Linked DNA regions of Homo sapiens: region 2 is linked to region 1. A link is a loop called in an ENCODE intact Hi-C map of the cell type or tissue named here. Cell type or tissue: A673. All regions are shown on one strand.

Region 1 (2,500 bases):
GCACAGTGTGTGGCTGAACAAGCTAAATGGTATTAGGTTTACAGGAGGGTTTACTTTTCTCAGTTACCATATTCAAAAAGCAAGGACACATGCATTTAAAATTAGTCCACAAGTGAGTTACTTGTTTAGTTAATAACCTGCCATGTTTCAAAAGCATTTGTGATGTCTAGTCTGCAAGTATATCTATTATTTGAAGGCCTTTGGACTGCTTGGAATGATAGGTGCTATATAAATAAAAAGCAATATTATTGAATTTATCACTCTCATTCTTAGAGAATAAGTTTAAAGACCCCTATCAGCAGGCAAACATGAAAACTGTGGCTGGGATTAGCCTCATTATGATCCCCAAAGTACTACAGGAATTATTAAATGATCATTATAGTTGAAGGCTGATGAATTAGTGTCAAGATTTTAGATTTTCTGTTGATTTTAAAAAACAGATCCCCTGCTCCTTTATATCAAGCAGTGGTTGATTTGTTTCCAGATTACTCTTCCTTAATACACAATCAGATATATTATAGATGAGAATGTTGAGTTTCAGGATCTCACAGTGGCTTATGTATGGTGTATATTGTAAAGCCTCCACAAAGGTAGGCTTTCGTGGCTATTCAGAGCCATGTTATTACCCCAATGTACTATAGTGTTTAGCTCATAGAGTTTCCCAGGTGGCACTGTTGGCTGGATTCCCATAACTGCCATCTGTAAAAACATAGGAAACACAAATAATGGTAGAGATAGTTTCACTTGAATACTTGCTCCTGTCCGTGGATTCAAGAGACTACACTGGCATAGCACCAAACTGCTTACTTATCAAAGCTGCTCTCTATCCTGAAATTGCTACAATTGATCTTTAACCCATTGAACACCAACATTTGGGTCATGTTTATCATAAATATTGCCTCACTACATAAACATTGCGTTGGCAGTTCAGACTAATTTGGGCCCTTTTGCTGCTGAGCCTTAGATTTGGCTGCCTCAGGGCTCCCTCTGGAGGTCGGCAGAGTCCAAGGTCAGTTAATATTAAAATAGCCTTGGCCTTGGCACAAGATAAACCCATGTCTTTTCATCCAGTGCCCACAAGAATGGGGTCCTGTATTTGTGAGCTTAGAAGATGATTGTCTGTATCTGAGGTTGGAGGAAAGTTACCTGATTATCCTCCTGTAAGTGAAATGTGATTACTGCTATGTGCTGGTATTTAACTTTCTGAAGTTTTACATTTTTCTATCTTTATTGAAGTGTTTTAGCTACAGTGAAAACAAAACGAAATAAAACCATAGGTCAGAAAAATGCCAGATTTTATTTTATTTGTTTGTTTTAGTGACAAGGAAACCTAGAGTAAGGTGGTTCTGGTTCTATAATGACCACCCTCTGGGTAGGAACAGATGATCCCACAGAGTCTGAATTCCATCTAGAAGTGTTTGAAGCACCTGGGAATTGGAATCAATGGGTTTACAGCACAACTTAACTCTTTGAAGGTAAATATGCACTAACTGGGATCAGTTTCAAAATAAAGCAAATTAGCTTGCACCAAATCAAAATTTTACTACTTCATTTGAATTGGCATTTACAGGAATAAAATAATAGCAAACCATGTTTCTCACTCCCTTCCTCATAATTTCTTCTTTCCTTTTTAGTTGGTTTATTGGTTATTTGCTTCTTTCTTTTCTTCCTTCCTTCTTTCCTTTTTTCTTTGCATTTCTTCTTTCACTGATTTTCTTTTATATTAATTAGGCGGACTATAATGTAATTTTGATGTATTAAAAATAAAATTATTCTATATCTGAGATTTGCTTCAAAATAGCCTAGGAGAGTGAGATTTGGGGAGATAGAGATGAAATAAATTTGGCCATAAACAGATAATTATTAAAACTGAGTCATGAGTGCATGGGGATTTATAATGCTTTCATGTCTAATTTTGCATATTTTTACAATTTTTGTGATAAAGCACTTTAAAATATAATTACTTTTAGTGAACCTGATTGAAAGGGTACAAGGAACAGGCAATGTGCTAGATTTATCAGAGTGTGTACAGAAACTCTTTATTTTTTTCCTAATTTTTTACTTTTTACATTATACAATTCACACACAAAATATTTTGAAATGTTAACATTCAAATTAGTGTGGCAGTACTACATGAATACGATTTATAAACATACAAACAAACCCACATCGGGGTATATTCTCAAGCATTTGTTGTTGCTAGGGGTGCATGACCATCAAGTTCAGAGACCTCCATGAGAGAGGAAGAAGGCTGAACCTTATGGGAGGATGATGCACTCATTTAAAGAAAACCAAACCGTCATTTTACTTCTTCCTTCTCAACTGTGTAGCTATTCTTTTCTACATCCTTCTTCTAATTTTATTAGTACTTTATCAGTTTTACTTCTAAAATAAAATTGGGTTGTGTCTTACCCAGTTTAGGCTGCTATAGAAGATTATAATAGACAAGGTGGCTTATAAGCAACAGAAATTTATTTCTCACAGCTATGGAGGCTGGCAA
Region 2 (2,500 bases), 230 kb before region 1:
AGACCAAGAGATACCTATACAGTTGCTATGTGTGCTCTTGCTAAGGAAGCACTGCTGTTTGTAGTTCTCTCAGTGGATAGAGCTAGGACATGTATACAAGCAGATGTGCATATAGATATTCCATACATAAATCTCTATGTCTCTATCTCCATGTCTTTACTATTGTGAATAGTGCTAAAATGAACATGCAAGAACTAGTGTCTTTTTGGTAGAATTATTCATTTTATTTTGGGTATATAACTAGTAATGGGATGGCTGGGTTGAACAGTAGTTCTATTTTTAGTTCTTCGAGAAATCTCTTTCTCGAAGAGAAACTGTTTTCCACAGAAGCTGAAGTAATTTACGTTCCCACCAACAGTATATAAGCGTTCCCATTTCTCCATGGCCTTGCCAACATCTACTATTTTAGAGCTTTTAATAATAGCCATTCTGACTGGTATGAAATGGTATTTCATTGTAGTTTTGATTCACATTTCCCTGATGATTAGTGATGTTGAGCATTTTGTCATGTTTGCTGGCTGCTTGCATGTCTTCTTATGAGAAGGGTCTGTTCATGTCCTTTCCCACTTTTTAATTGGGTTGTTTTGATCTCGTTGAGTTCCTTATAGCTTCTGAATATTAGTCCTTTGTCAAAGGCATAGTTAGCAAATATTTTCTCCCAATCCATAGGTTGTCTGTTTACTCTGTTGATAGTTTCTTTAGCCGTGTAGAAACTCTTTGGTTTAATTAGGCCCCACTTGTCAATTCTTGTTATTGTTACCATTGCTTTTGAGGACTTAGTCATAAATTCTTTTGCTTTGTTCATTAGAAAAATTGTTTTCTTTATTTTTGTCTGACTGGGTTGATTCAAAGGATCCATCTTTGAGCTCTTAAATTAGTTCCTCTGTTCAGAATAGTCTGTTGTTAAGGCTTCCAAATATGTTTTGAAATTTCTGTAGTGGTTTTCTCTATTCCAGAAGTTCAATTTTGTTCTTTCTTCTAGCTATGACGTCTTTCATATATTGGGTCAGTTTTCTGGCTTCCATGGATTGAATTTCAACCTTCTTTTGGATCTTGTTGAACTTTCCTATCCAGATTCTGAATTCTGTGTCTATCTTTTCAGACATTTCAATCTGGTTAGGATTCATTGCTAGGGAGCTAGTGCAATTCTTTGGAGATAATGAAACATTCTGACTTTTTGAATTGCCAGAGTTCTTGCACTGGTTCCTTATCATCTGAGGGACCTGGGATTTCATTTTCTTTTTGAATTTGGATGGGTCTTTTTGTTTTCCTATTCTTTTTTCCCTTGAGGGTTTGACTGCTGTTAATGTTGTGTTTAGTTGGTTGGCTTCTTTGCTGGGTGCTCTCAGAGGGCTGAGGCTCTGAATGGGTTCCTAGGTTGTAGATGGTTTCCTGCTGTGGGTTTCAGAGGCATTGCATTGTTTGGTGGTGTAACTCAAGCTGCAATCCAGTAGATGGCACTTAATGTAAGGCCCACAGATAGGCTCTTCCTCAGCCAGGTGCCCCTTTTGTTTTACAGTACGTATGCAACAGTGCCCTGGAGAAGAGAGGCAGGGGCGAGAATTGATATCTTTTCTGAGTCTGCTCCCAGGCCTTGGTGACATATCCTTCAACTACAGGCACTGCACCCACATTTCCTTTGCATCAAGGGGGACTTTGGAATTCCCTCATACCTTATACCTTAGGGCCAGTCCCAGCTGAGGGTTAAATCACCAGGAGACCCACAACACCCCGGTGATATACCAATCCCCTGTGCTTGTAAGAGTCAGAGTGGGCTGTGGAATGTGTCTGGCTGGTGATGCAGTAGGTCAAGTGTGTGGAGTCTAAGTCCCTAGGCAGGACAAACTGCTTTCCACAGGGACTGAAGTAATTTACATCCCCACCAACAGTGTATAAGCTTCCCATTTCTCCATAGCCTGATCAACATCTGTTATTTTTAGACTTTTTAGTAATAGCCATTCTGACTGGTATAAGATAGTATCTCATTGTAGTTTTCGTTTGCATTTCTCTGATAATTAATGATGAGCAATTTTTCATATGTTTGTTGACTGTTTGTATGTTTTCTTTTGAGAAGGTCTGTTCATGTCATTTGCCTAATTTTTAATGAGGTTATTTGTCTTTTTCTTGTTGATTTGTTTAAATTCCTTGTAGATTGTGAACATTAGCCCTTGGTCAGATGAATCATTTACAAATATTTTCTTCCATTCTGTAGGTTGTTTGTTTACTCTGTTGATAGTTTTTTGTTGTTGTTGTTTTGTTTTGGGTTTTTTTGCTGTGCAGAAGCGCTTTAGTTTAATTAGGTCTCATTTGTCAATTTCTGTTTTTATTGCATTTGATTTTGAGGACATGGTCATAAATTCTTTGCCTAGGCCAATGTCCAGAAGTTTTATCTAGGTTTTTATCTAGGATTTTTATAGTCATAGATCTTATATTGAGCATTTTATCCATCTTTAGTTAATTTTTATACATAGAAAGAAGTAGGTGTCCAGTTTCATTCTTC

Evidence for each region. A loop is a pair of places that touch in the nucleus more often than their neighbours do. Peaks named below come from ENCODE experiments on the same cell type or tissue, not always from the same donor. Only the 100,000 strongest peaks of a DNase experiment are listed, where the experiment ranks them.
Region 2: it touches region 1 in a loop (6-fold over the local background); 24 of 110 quality-filtered maps call a loop at or near these places.

What each region holds. Positions count from the first base shown.
Region 1 is chr5:36,304,932-36,307,431 of GRCh38, forward strand. All of the region lies in intron 1 of LOC124900962 (a long non-coding RNA gene), which reads left to right. Among named protein-coding and RNA genes, the nearest start is that of RANBP3L, 4.3 kb to the left of the region's middle. In A673, a CTCF peak has its summit at 984 (motif pointing left); a DNase peak (open chromatin) is centred at 990.
Region 2 is chr5:36,072,314-36,074,813 of GRCh38, forward strand. No RefSeq gene overlaps it. Among named protein-coding and RNA genes, the nearest start is that of UGT3A2, 6.7 kb to the left of the region's middle. In A673, a CTCF peak has its summit at 1,440 (motif pointing right); a DNase peak (open chromatin) is centred at 1,468; H3K4me3 peaks cover 550 bases; H3K27ac peaks cover 2,341 bases.